3 separate regions of the Homo sapiens genome follow, and regions 2 and 3 are each linked to region 1. Evidence: chromatin contacts called from ENCODE Hi-C data. All regions are on one chromosome and are shown on one strand. The core of a region is the stretch at or near the end of the contact, and the rest is flanking DNA. Distances in the headings are between cores, read along the strand shown.

Region 1 (4,617 bases), core at 440-2,939:
TTATTTATTTTTTTTTCAGTAAGTACTTTGACTACGTTTTTTTCTTGGAACATGATGAAATGACCTGCAACCAGAATGTTGAGTACTTGATGAGGCACACCCCTCATCATTCAGGAACAGTTAACTACCAAATGAAGCACACTGGAGATTGACCAGTTTGCAAATTCACTACTTCACAGCTCCAAACTAAATGCAAAACCATTCTACTAAGTAGACACTGCAAAAGTCTGATTCTGAAGTCAGCTCTACTCTAATAATTTCAGTAAGCTATTTATAGGTGTTTCTGTTTTTATGTGGGTTTTTTTTTAATCTACTCTAAATTTAAACCTGCTCCTCATTTTCAGAAGCTGAAATGAGCATAAAGTTAAATACAGGAAATATATACACTAACGAGTACAATCCACCTCCTGTTCAGTTCCTTCGTGTAAAAGGCTGCAAATAAGAAGTCTCCCAGAGAGTTTTCAATTCTCTTACAATGGTACTTCCCTTTAAAAAAAAAAAAAAAAAGTGTACTTTCTTCCAGGGATAAAGTCGGTTGTAAATTTCAATAAGAAAGGTAAGAATACAATTATTTTTACTGGCAATAGCCAAATTAACACCAATTTTAGAAGATATCAGTCATGTCAGACACGATTCTCAAAGTCTCTTTCACTAACACTTAGGTCATAATAAACGACTCTCAAAACATGGAATAAAAGGGCCTAACCTTAATTTTTTAAGGCTCTAGGAAAGATATTTGCTCAACTTTCCATAGCTAGTATTTTTAATGGATGCACATGCAAGGGATAAATGATATTTTTCATAGTTGGTATTCTAAAGGGGTATACATCCAAGGTATAACTGATATTTTTCAGAGCTGGCATTTTTAATGGGTGCACACGCAAATGATAAATTATGTATAACCTATCGCCACAGACATTTGAAGGCCTCTTCCACCAGAGGATCAGGTCTAAGCCCATGAACCAAGTTATTGATTAGCAATGGTTTCTGTTGAGACAAGGGATGGCAGGAAGTATCACGTTTAATGGCACTACCGTGGCTCTAGCTAGGGTCTGTTTTCTATTGGGCCTCCCCAGAAACAAGTAAAATATTTTTTTAAAGATTTTTAGAAAAATGCAAGGTAAGTTCAAGAGACCTCGCCCGAGGTTCCACAGGTTTCCTCACTCACCTGGTGGGCCCTTTTGAAGGCAACCCCCTCCACACCTCAATTCCCTCAGCTCTCTCCTCCTTTTTCAATAAAGGCGTTTCTCTCCCCTTTCGGTTCCTTCTCCGCGCCAAGGCGCCCGCTAGCCCCCGGCAAAGGGGGCCCGCCTTCCTCTCAGGTGCCTTTCTCCCGGCCGCCACCCCCTCTCCCGCCCGTGGATGCCGGCCCCCGCCCCCGCAGCCACCACTGGGCGCCCCTTGCCCATCACCCAGACTTCGCACCCTCCACACTCCCGCTTCCGCCCGTCGCCTTGGGCCTTAGCGGCACCCGCACCGCACCCCAGCGCCACCCGGCAACACGCCCCCCGCTCCCGGCCCCCTTACCACACATGATGCCGGAGACACGGCCCGCGAGGCCAGGGGCGAGTGGCTGGCGGGATCGGGGGTGCACACACGAGCTTCGGTGGGCAATCTGCGGGCTCGGGGGCCGGGGTGGCGCCGACACGACTCCCTCGGGGATGCGACGGCCAAGGCAACGACAGCCTTCTCCGCCTCCCGGGCTCCGCCAGCAACCGCCGCCGGGCCCCGCCCCTCGGCGCGCAGCGCGCCGCCGCCCGTAGGCTCCATTGAACCGCTCACGCGCCGCTCACGCGCAAGTCCCGCCTCCCAGCGCTGCCCCGCCCCCCGAGCCCACGCAGGCGCTGGACTGCTGGCGGCGGCGACGTGGCAGTGGCTCGTGGCCGCGTCCGCCTGGAGTTCCTGGAGACGCCCGCCCCGGGGCGAGCCGCGGGAGGGACCGAGCCGAGAGGGAGGGAGAAACTCAGCACCTGGCAGGGAATGACGGAAAGAGAAGGATGGAATTGTTAGCAAAGCAATAGCCCGGGTGCGTGCCCCGTGCAGCCCCAGGCCCCAGGCGCCAGCACTGCACGAAGCGAGGAAAGAGGAGGAAAAAAGCAGGAAGTATGAAAAGGGAATCCTGGGGAACATAAGGCTGAAAAAAATTGCAAAGAATTAGGTTGAGGTGGGAGGAGAGAGATAACAAAATTCTTGACTGTAAAGCCCCAAAGGTCAGCCTCTCTGGTAATAAGCAATTCAATTCCTTGTGTAATATGCTTGGCCCCTAAAAGCCCTCCGCATCCGTTGCCTCCATAACCCTCAGTTTATTGTGGAGGGGTAGAGGAGGAATGTAAGGCTCAACTATCCGACTATGAGCCTGGACGTAAGAAACTGCTGGCCCACCTCCTCCCATGACCCACCTGAGACGGCTAGGAATTCCCTAGCTTTAACAGCCGCGCGTTTGACTTACGAACGATTCATTCTATGAATTAATGCGCCATGTCTGACAAGAGAGACTTGATTAGAGAGGGATGATGTTTCTGAGAATTTATTACCTGGGCATTTGCTTTAAACAGCCTTAAATGGTATCTTTAGTCAAATGTGGAGTAATCAGAACTCTATAATGGCTCTAGAGTAGAGTAGTATCAAAAACGTACATGGCACACAGAATTCCTGGAGTGCTGACTGCTGTTCATGTGTCTGGTCTTAGCCTGCTGACTGCTGTTCATGTGTCTGGTCTTAGCCGTCCTTCCAGCCCTATACACTCCCAACAGGCTCAACAGGTAGTTCCTCAACTGGGCCAAGATTCTCAAATCTTTTGCACACTTTGGTTACTCTGCATAGAATCCCCACCACGTCTCTGTTTAGATGCTACCTCTTCAGGAAAGCCTTTTTTATCCCCCCTAGACAGACTTGGAGACATGCATTAACCTCTTACTCTTTGAGCTACTCACTGTAAAGAAATATTCTTTGATATTTTATGATTTTCTGTATTTTCCCACTGGGCTGTAAGTTTCTTGAAGCTAGAACTAGATTTTACATACCCAACACTTTTAGACCACAGCACAAAGTAAAAGATCAAATTTATTTTGGAATGAGTGAAAAAAAGTCCTATTTTCTTAGCGGAATTAACCTTCTATGGCTGGTTATATGATTAAGTGAGCATAAGGCTTTCAGTTCTTCTTACGGGGAAAAGTGCCTTTTTTCACTTGCCTCAGAGAAGCTGAAAAATGTCACATTTAACTAAGCAGAGTATTTCTCACCTAAAAGCCCTTTTGATATTTCAATCCCTTAAACAGGTCCCTGGATCACCCAGAGCAAAGTTTAAAAAAAAAAAAAACAGTGAGCTTTTTGGTAATAATACATTTCTTAATTCAAGAAACAAAAGACTGTGGATATACATCTAGCCTCAGAACCCTCATCTAAGGCTCTGGTTAGAACTCCGTTGTATTACCTAAAAGCCAAGGTATGGTTCCAATGCTTAAGCAACATCTTTGTGCACTGGCAGCAAACCTGTCAATGCCACAAAGAAAATGTCAGCAGTACTACCAGAGTTCTCATGCTCCAACTATAGTAATCTATTTAACCCTTTGCTTTCTTCTTCTGCCTGCTACTCCACCACAATGACTATCAATTTGTCTTATCCATCTCCACTCAACAAACTATTTTGGAAGATATTTATGAATCAGTTGAGAAGAAGAAACTAGTGTTACAGGTCTTTTAGAATTTGTCTAAATACAAATTTTTAAAAGTTTTCAGTAAAGACTGGAAAGTCCCCAACTCAGAAAAAAAAAAAAAAGTTAAAAAAAAAGTAAATAAAAAAATAATTTGACAAAAAAGAGAAGAAACTTTGAAGGACAGTATTTTCCCAAATCAGCCTTGAAGAACCTCACTAACCCAACACAACAAAGAACTCTTTGTAACCATGCGCCAGTTAAGATACACACTTTGGGTGCCTGACCTCCCTTTATACAGAGCTCCGCCTTAACTGGACCTTTGGGAATAAGGCCTGAAGGAGAAGAAAATAAATGATCTATGAAGGGAAGGGGACATCTGGGTCTAATTCAAACAAATGAGGGAATGGATTTTCTCTCCTGATCAAAACATTCTGAACGACAACAAAAAAAGTAATGATGGCAAGGGGGTGTCATTCACCATCTCTTTATGTAAGTCCATTTCCCTGTTCGTAGATTCAGTCCCATTGGATCTGATGGCTGAAGGCCATCAGAGCTTCCAGTTGCCATTACTAACGCAACGAAGAACCTTAATTGAAATAGCTGTAGTCATTTTTATTAACCCTTATGTGAATTCCAGTAATAGCAATAAAATTATTAAAATAAAAATTCCTTTGCATAAGAATATGGGGAGCTGGGGTACATATGTCCTACTTTTTAGGGAGCTTTGTGGAGAAATGTACCCCAGTGGACAGAGAAGATGGTAGCAAGTATCAAAGGAAAAAGAAATAGGTTGAGCCCCTGAGGCCTGTGAAAAGAAATGAGGACAAGAACAAAAGGCACCAATCAAGGCCTCAGAAAGACCCTTTGAGTGAACCCCTTTAGCCTCCCGCAGTTCATCCCACACACTTTGGCTCCAGAGGGACCTGTCAAAAATACAAATGTGATCCAGTTTTTCCTTGCT
Region 2 (4,338 bases), core at 816-3,315, 1.6 Mb after region 1:
AATTTCAATTCTATTTATGTTCCTTTTTTTAAAAAATGCTGATTGTGACCTACTATACAGCCAAATAATGAATCATGCCTACAGTTTGAAAAACACTACTGATAAGTACCTACAGTTGTCAGTGCTTAGCAAATGACAGTTGGCTGAATGAAGGGCTAATTACTGTGCCAACACCCACAAGCTGGGCCTCTGGACCAGAGCTGAGGGCTATAGTCTTGCCTCCACTGTGAACTCCCAACCTCAGCCATGCCCAGAGTGCACATGGCTGCTGACACCAGGCGACTTGAGGGGCTGTGGACGCTTTCTCTCCAATGGCACCCCTACCCCCAGCCTTTCCTGCAGCTGAAGGAAGTCTGTCCACCAGCAGTCACCCCTATGGCTTTGATATCAGTGGCAAGGACTGTGTCTTCAGTAAGAGAAGCCTCCCATGAGACCAGGGAAGGGCGAGGGCAGCGAAGCTGTGCCGATCTTAGGACAAATCACTTGATCCGATTAGAAAGATGGCAATGAACATATATGCAAAACTGTCTTATGGCTCCTCTAAGTTTTAAATGCTGTGAGCAGAGCAAAGGGCTAAAGACAGCGGGAGAGAGCTAAGCAAAGTCAAATCTACGGTCTTGTCAACAGAGAAGTACACTTCGCTGTCACCTTAAGGACTAGAGCACAAGGCCTGCAGTGAAACAATGCCACTTGGGGAAGGCGGCCAGGGAAGATCTGGGCCCAGGAGTGCAGACCCAAAAGACAGCGTTCAGGGCAAGGAGGTAAGAGTGTATGCTCAGGAAACAGCAGAGACACAGGCCTCATCATCCATGCCAAACTCTCCCCACTTCCTGCTTTTGAGGCAGGGCAAAAGAGTGAGGAGGACTCCTGGAGAAAGATGCCACTTACCCAGATCATGTATTTTATGATCCTGCTGGTGGCCACTGTGTATTCTTCTATCAGTTCTGCCAGGTAATAGAGTCCAGCCGCTGCAGGGTGGGAGGCAGGGAGACTATCAGCCAGGGTCACTCCCACCATCCTGGTCACCCCTCTCTCTGCAGCCCAGTCCCCATCCACCCTTCATGGACCCCAGAAGGTCAAGAACAAACCAAACATCCCATGTGTTGCCCTTCCAAGTCTGGAGAAGTAAAACTTTCTTAGGGCAACTAAGGACAAATCTCATAAAAATCAACGAAAGTCTGCATTTGATGCCACAGTACAATGATAACCTCTGGCTCAGAAAACGGAATTTCACGTATTCAATAAACACCTGCTGGGCACTTGGCATGAGCCAGGTCCCTGGGCTGAGAATACAGCTGAAAAAGACAGACAAGGGTCCTTCCCTGACCCAGCTTGGGAAAGGGAAGGGGAACAGTAGGGAGAGACAGACGAGTTTAGTGTGAGAAATGCTACTTTAGGGAAAGGACAGGGCACTGCTGGACCATCAACCCCTGTGGACTTCCCGGAAAAGATGACATCTCAACTGAGGCCGAATGGGAACCAGCCAGAGGAGAAGTGTCAAAGGTGGAGAGAGCAGGGAGCATGAAGGGCCAGAGGCGCAAAGGCGGCGGTAGGCGTTGGGGAAAAGTTCCGCGCGGCAGGCCCGCGAAGAGTGGGAGCCGCAGCGGTTAGCGGTCCGCAGACGCGGGGGCGGCACTCGAGTCACCCTTTCTCGGGCAGTGCCGGAGCGGACTCTGTGACACCTGGAAGGAGCCACGGTCAGGCCGGGCTGCCAGGCTCGACAGGAGGGGCAGGATCAGGCGGGAAGGGGTTGGGGCGGCGAAGGCCGGGAGCGCCGGGCAGTGGTCCCCCGAGTGGCTCCGAAACCCCCGCGATGCGACCCCCAACGAGCACCGATGCCGGGGCGGGAGCCCGCGCGGGCCGGGGTCGTGCAGTCTCACCGACAGCCAGCGTGATGAAGGCCACCTGGATGAAGAGCGACAGCCAGCTCAGCAGGTACATGAACCACATGGCGCCCCCACCCGCCCGCTCCCCGGCCACCGGGACGGGCCTGCGCGCTTCGGCTCCGGCGACACACAGCCGCCACCGCCGCCGCCGCCGCCGCGTCCCCGCCCCGCGGACGACAGGACGACGGTGCGCCGCCGCCGAGAGGAGCCCGGCCCTAGCGCTGCCCGGGGCCAGGCTCGCGCTAGCGCCGCCCGCCGGAGAGGAGGGCCAACCGCCGCTGCCCCGCCAGGATCCCCCGCTCCACTGAGGGGAATGAATGCAGACCGCTGCAGCCAGAGGGAGGCGGGACGGTGCCCAGGGGCGGAGACGACCAAGCGCCCATACTGGGGCTCGGAGTGCAGCCTCCAGTCCCTCCCTGTGCACTCCCGTACCAGCCTGGAGGTGGTCCAGGGCCGGACAGGGCCGCCCGACCGCGCCCCAGCAACCTCCCCAGAACCTGCCTCCCGGCAGGTTGCGGACAAGTCTGTCTCTTGCTATCGCAGGTGATAGGGACAAAATTATTGAATTCCTAATATGTGCCACGCTCTGTGATAAAGGCGAGGTGTGTTCTTGTCGGAAATTTGAGCAGATAATGTAAATCATTTTATAGACGGGGAAGCCGGGGCCAAAGGAAGTTGCCCTGGGTCATGCACCTAGGAAGCGGCACAATCAGGAGTTGGGGTGATTTTAATCGGTCATCCTCCGGCCTAATTCCCCTCTAGGCTGTTCTTTTGGGGTACATTCTGCACCTTTGTATCGCCTGCACCTCACCCCTTGCCGGGCACGCAGGGCGTCCGCTAGGCGCTGGATGCATTTACTACACCTCTGGGAGGGTTCCTGAGGGGCACCTGGAACCGGTTAGTCCTTGTCAACAAGTCTCCCATCTAGTGGCGGAGACAGGCATGCAAAATAAAGTATGTAGAACAAGAGTCTAGTAGGCTTATTTCAGAATCATATTTTTCCTGCATAAAAATACGTATTCCTAAAAAAAACAATTACCGTATGATTTAGCAATTCTACTTCTGGGTATATACCCAAAAGAACTGAGAAAGCAGAGACATTTGTATACCAATATTCATAGCATTATTCACAATGGTCAGAAGAGGGAAGCAACCCAAATGTCCATCGGTTGACGAAAAGATAGACATAAAGTGCTATAAACATACAATGGAATATTATCTAGCCTTAAAATGAAGTGAAATTCTGACACATGCTACAACATCAATGAACCTTGAAGGCATGATGCTAAGTGAAATAAGCCAAATAGGGAAGGACACACATTGTATGATTCCCCTCATATGAGGTACCCAGAGTAGTCAAAATCATGGGCAGAAAGTTAAATGGTGCTTGCCAGGGTCTGGGGGACAAAGAATGGGGAGTTACTTTTTAATGGATACAGGGTTTCAGTTTGGGAAGATGGATGGTGCTGATGGCATCACAACAGTGTGAATGTGCTTAATGTCACTGAATTGTATACAGTGTTACAGAATTGTAAAATGGTTAAAACGGTCAATTTTATGTTATGCATAGCTTCCCCCTCCCCCCAACAAAATACATAAGATTACAAAGCCCATCCTGGCTAACACGGTGAAACCCAGTCTCTACTAAAAATACAAAAAATTAGCCGGGCTTGGTGGCGGGCGCCTGTAGTCCCAGCTACTCAAGAAACTGAGGCAGGAGAAGAGCGTGAACCCGGGAGGCAGAAGTTGCAGTGAGCCGAGATTGCGCCACTGCACTCCAGCCTGGGCGACAGAGCGAGACTCCGTCTCAAGAAAAAAAAAAAAAAAAAGATTACAAAGCAGGCTGGGCACAGTGGCTCATGCCTGTAATCCCAGTACTTTGGGAGGCTGAGGTAGGAGGATCACTTGAGGCCAGGAGTTCAAGACCAGCCTGGGCAAAGAAAAATTTTAAAATGGCCAGGCATGGTGGTGCGTACCTGTAGTCGCAGTTACTCTGGGCTGAGGCAGGAGGATTACTTGAGTCCAGGAGATGGCGGCTGCAGTGAGCTATGATTGGGCCACTGCATTCCAGCTGGGATGACAGAATGAAAACTTGTCTCAAAAAAAAAAAAAATTGCAGTTGCCGGGCGCGGTGGCTCACGCCTGTAATCCCAGCACTTTGGGAGGCCGAGGCGGGAGGATCACGAGGTCAGGAGATTGAGACCATCCTGGCTAACACGGTGAAACTCTGTCTCCACTAAAAAATACAAAAAAAAAAATTAGCCGGGCATGGTGGCGGGCGCCTGTAGTCCCAGCTACTCAGGAGGCTGAGGCAGGAGAATGGCGTGAACCCGGGAGGCGGAGCTTGCAGTGAGCCGAGATCGCGTCACTGCACTCCAGCCTGGGGGACAGAGGGAGACTCCGTCTCAAAACAAAAACAAAAACAAAAATAAAACAAAAAAGATTACAAAGC
Region 3 (4,815 bases), core at 255-2,754, 1.7 Mb after region 1:
AATGGTGAACTCAATTCTTGTCTTAAACCTGGGCACTTTCCCTTTTGCTTGCTTGCCTAAACAAGCAATACAAAGACAAACTTAATATTTATACACATACGTCCCATGGCTCATTGCAGTAGTACAGGACAGAAACAATTATTTCAAAATCCACCTACAATCTAGTCTCCAAAAATCCTGCCCAGTTTAATTGCACCACAATCTACTAACTGTAATTCTAAAAATGTGTATGTTGGATAATCTTCCAGCTCTAAAGTGCTGTGAATTAAAAAAATGCCATAGGCAGGCATAAAAAAATCCTACCCTCTATTATATTCTCCATCTGATATAGAATATATGATATATATTCTATAAATGAATACATGATACAGAGTCTATCATGTAGTGATTTACTTTTTACTTTTGTGAATTACAACGTGGTAGGGTAGGAAATGAGAAAGCTTAAAAAGCCTAATTTTCTCACTAAAGCATAACCAGACACAGCAGCCTATTAGGGGTTTCTCCAGAAGATGGCAGGCAGTCAAGGGGGACAGAGTTCGACCCGCGACAGGCCAACTGATTTCCCCAAAAAGATGCCAAGGGCAGCTAACCGCCCTCCTGGCCCGCGAAGCTGCTCCTTGAGGGCCCAAAACTTCCCGGAGGAGCCAGAGGAGGCCCTCAGGAGCCACAGCTCTCCCTGACTTGGCCTGTATTTGCACCCCTAGGGATCCCATTCCCTTTCCCGACGCAGCGCAAGGAAGGGGAGCGGAATGGGGGCTGAAAGGCAATAAAAAACTTGTAAAGCCGTATCTGCTAGTTCTCCCAGTGGGCTATGTCCCTGCAAATATCCTCCACAAGAAGTAAACTGGGTGGGTAGGAAGAGGTGAAGGCTCCCTCCTCAGGGCTGCCGGGACCGCCTCGAGGGCTTGTCTGTTTAGGTCCCAATTCCTCCCGGATCCGTACATTCACACGAGCGCAGGGCAACAATCTGAGCGAGTGTTCGTGTGTGCCCGTGTGACTCGCCATCGCGTGGCAGATGTTCAGTAGAACATTACAGTAATTTCTGTTACAGGTCCATGGGCGCAGGTCCCTGAGCCCACAGCTTCGCGGGGGTCTGGCCGAGCATGCGTCACAACCTACGCGGCCAAGAGCAGTGCGCACGCGCAACCTAACGCGGGACTGCCAGCAACTTCCGGGCGTTTACAGGCAGGCAGGTCAGTGATGTGTCCTAAGGGTCCGACCGACCTAGATACCCCTCTTTGATTCCTCCTCTTGGGATTAGTGTCCATCTCTGGAAGCAGGATCCAGGAGGACGGGAGGGGCCGCTGCGGACCGCAGTCGCTCCACCTGGAGGAGACACCAGAAGGAAGACAGCCTGAGGGACGCAGCCATCCCCGGCTCCTACCGGCGCCCCGCCCCGCGCATGCGCACGCGCACAGGGAGTCAGCTGGCTGCGCGGGAGGTCACGGGAAGTGGGGCGGTGCCCAGACAGCTGGAGGGAAGGAGGTGTCAGGCGGGGAGAGACGCAAACGGCGGGACCAGCAGCGACGGTAGCAGCAGCATGGCCGCGATCTATGGGGGTGTAGAGGGGTGAGTGCGGCCCGGCGGAGGGAGCCTGGGCCCGAAGGCGGGGCGGAAGGCCGTGGCCAGCCTGGCAAGCTGGTGGCCTTGATCCTCGGCGTCCGGGCACTTTGGGCGGCGGGACCTTGCGGTGAAGAGGTGTGTGCACGCGCAGGGGCGCCCTGGAGCGCACAGCTGTATGCCTTACGGGGACTCTGCCTGTGCAACAGCCACACCCCGGGTTGGGGATCCTTTGTGTTTCTTGGCGGAACCACGCCCCTTTCTTCCACGAAACACCCACTCCGCTGTCTTCAGCTGGAGAAGCAGCTCCTTTTTCCTATTCCTGACCTCGGACAGAGTTTTGCAGAACAGGTGTCAGGTGTGAAATTGCTGAGCGCGGGCAGGGTGGGGAGTGGGAGTGGGGAGAAGCGGGACAAAGATCTTGGCTGAGGTTATCCGGGAGCTGGAGCAGCTGCGAGCCAGAGTACTAGGTTGTCCTGATGTCTGAAAACCGCTCCATCCCTGTTGGCCTTCCATGCTGCTTTCACTAGATTGCATTTTTCTGCTCAGAAGCTTGTTTACTGAACTTTTTGTAATAGCTCTGCCCCTGGGTATGACCATGGACAAGATATTTACCCTCCCTGGGCTACAGTTACCGTATGTGCAAAGTGAGGATAGGGATAAATAAGATCGCTATGTCCCTGCCAGTGGCAACATTCTGTGAATCTGAGTTTGTCAAATCAGGGAATAATGGGGGTCGCTGGCCTCTCAGCCAGGGCACTGTACTTTCGAATCTGTGATTGTTTTCACTTCTCTGGCAGCCACACCCCACTGCTGATTCACAGACCCCAAAGTCTTTTCACATGAATTGTTAGGAATGATCTTTCCCATCCTGTATTTGTAGCACTTAAAAAAAACAGTATAGGAGTCTGCATTCATCCTTGTTATAGTCATCTGTAAGATATGACCCGTTTCTTCCAGTTCGTCAAGACATGCTTTTGGATGTGGAATCTGCCACCTCATGTATTAACTACCCCCTTGAAATTTCATGTCCTCTTTGAGTTTGATGAGCGGTCTTCAGTGTCTTCTTCTGCCATTCCTAAAAGTAATGATCAATAAAGAAACATATATCCCATCACCACAGATCTCCCTGTGAACTACTGTGACCCCCAGTAATCAACATTTGAAGGTTTAGTTGCTTAAGTATGTATGAAGTCACCCTGCCATCTGGTCAGCATTTCTAGCAAAGGTGTCTTGAAGACCTTGGCAGCTGGATCTTGAAATGCAGTCTTTAGCTATTGTGAGGGAAGCAGAGAGATGTGCCATTTTTCTTAGGAGTGTTTGCTGAGCATTGCCTGTGCCAGCTCCTGTGCTCGTTCTGAGAGGGTAAGTAAGTGATCAGGAGCTTGACCCAGTGGAGCTTGAAGTCTAGTGAGAGGCGGACACAAAGCGTCTGAACACACACTTCATACAGAGGAGACTTTAATAACTTTGGAGGCACTATGAAGGTTTAACTAACGGAGACTTAACTAATTCGTTGGGGTGGGCCACACCTCAGAAAAGGTTTCGAGGACTAGGTGAAGCGTAAGTAGAGTCTTGCAGGATAAGGAGGACATCCCCAAGGGAAGAGGAGTGAGAATTATGTTTCAGTTAAAGAGCACTCAAACACTGAACCACAGAGGCGGGTTTGGGAGTGGTGATTGAGTTTGTCGAAGCTGTCTCCTCCATCATACTGGGCTCTGCCAGTGTGGACAGCACAAGCTTAGCTCTCTCTGTGGGTTTTTCCGAGCAAGATCAAGTGCCCTCTTGTGTTCTGTAGGGGAGGCACACGATCCGAGGTCCTTTTAGTCTCAGAGGATGGGAAGATCCTGGCAGAAGCAGATGGACTGAGCACAAACCACTGGGTAAAAACCACACTGAGGGGATCAGAGGGCTTGGTTCTGATTTTATTCTCTGTAATTCCTGTTGAGGTGGTGGCTGGGACTCACAGAGCAGCCTGTGGGGGCAACATAGCTTCTGTAAGCCTTTGTAACTCCTTCTTCCCTTGATTGGGGCCAGCTGATCGGGACAGACAAGTGTGTGGAGAGGATCAATGAGATGGTGAACAGGGCCAAACGGAAAGCAGGGGTGGATCCTCTGGTACCGCTGCGAAGCTTGGTGAGTCTGGGGCGGAGCCTGGGAATTCAGCCATCTGTGACACTGAGACAGCTAGCAAGTTTGGACTAGATGAGTTTGATGACTGCAGAGGGAAAGACCTCCAAGACTTAGTCCCTGGTGTCAAAACTGTCATAATCTCACCCAGTCTCATGGCTTCAGTTGCCACCTACAAACTACAAATGTGTTGGAAGAGCACAGGGCTTTGGAGAGCTGCTGAGACCTTGGTTTGAATCCCAGCTTTGCTGCTCAGTATCTGCGTAACCCTGTGTAGGTTACTCACCTTCTCTAAGCCTCAGTTTCCTCATTTGGAAAATGTGAATAGTAGCTACCTCAGAGTTGTTGGGAAAGTAAAATGGCATGATACATTGCAAAGTGGTTAGTATAGAGCCTGACCCATAAGCACTCATTAAATGTTAGCTATTATTTACTCCTGGTTCAGATCTTTCTCCCAAGTTGCGGTAGCTCCAGCTACTCCCTGGACATATATGTGAGATGTTCTGCAGACACAGGCAAACCTCGTGTATACCAAACCAAGCTTACCTCTCTCCATCTCCCCTCACCTTGCCCCGCTGCCTGATCTTTCTGTTAAGAGCACTACTGCCCTTCCAAGCTCCAAAGCTGGCATTGTTGAATCCCCTCTTTCTTCTGTCCATCCCCAGTCCAGGTTGTTCTTATAACCACAGCCTTCTGAGGGGTCATTGTGTGGGGAGAAAGGAGGACTGGGGCTGGGTGAACAGGGTATGGCCAGATGGGGAGAACAGGAATCAGGCATCAGGAGGGGGCGGGGGTTGAGAAAAGAGCTGGGGCTGGGGCTCTGCACACTCGCTCACCTCCCGCGTGGCCTAGGGCCTATCTCTGAGCGGTGGGGACCAGGAGGACGCGGGGAGGATCCTGATCGAGGAGCTGAGGGACCGATTTCCCTACCTGAGTGAAAGCTACTTAATCACCACCGATGCCGCCGGCTCCATCGCCACAGCTACACCGGATGGTGAGGAAGTGGAGGGAGGGGTGAGAGTGAGAACTGGTTTTTTTGGGAAAGCCCCTTAGATATAGCTGACAAAACTTGTTCTGCAAATATCCAGAAGGCAGCCACTCTTATATTCCCCTCAACTCTTTAAG

What was found. Hi-C counts contacts between places; a loop is a spot of excess contacts on that map. Pooled maps may share reads with other maps.
Region 2: a loop to region 1 is called in a pooled map, with 9 times the contacts of the local background. The contact joins the promoter of TEX261 here to the promoter of GFPT1 in region 1. A Hi-C loop is called at or near these places in 5 of 50 pooled maps.
Region 3: a loop to region 1 is called in a map of CD8-positive, alpha-beta T cell, with 5 times the contacts of the local background. The contact joins the promoter of NAGK here to the promoter of GFPT1 in region 1. A Hi-C loop is called at or near these places in 1 of 168 maps with a recorded cell type or tissue (CD8-positive, alpha-beta T cell), 1 of 37 single-sample maps with no recorded cell type and 7 of 50 pooled maps.

The regions. Positions count from the first base shown.
Region 1 is chr2:69,385,538-69,390,154 of GRCh38, forward strand. GFPT1 (glutamine--fructose-6-phosphate transaminase 1) reads right to left here and starts at 1,690. Exons shown (of 20, transcript NM_001244710.2): 1 at 1,528-1,690. The coding sequence starts at 1,534. RefSeq lists silencers at 1,270-1,939, 2,000-2,109 and an enhancer at 1,482-2,041.
Region 2 is chr2:70,992,808-70,997,145 of GRCh38, forward strand. TEX261 (testis expressed 261) reads right to left here and starts at 2,066. Exons shown (of 6, transcript NM_144582.3): 1 at 1,881-2,066; 2 at 889-968. The coding sequence starts at 1,950. RefSeq lists silencers at 1,638-1,727, 1,758-2,287 and an enhancer at 2,828-2,877.
Region 3 is chr2:71,067,144-71,071,958 of GRCh38, forward strand. NAGK (N-acetylglucosamine kinase) reads left to right here and starts at 1,505. Exons shown (of 10, transcript NM_017567.6): 1 at 1,505-1,569; 2 at 3,359-3,443; 3 at 3,598-3,696; 4 at 4,543-4,684. The coding sequence starts at 1,541. RefSeq lists a silencer at 1,731-1,790.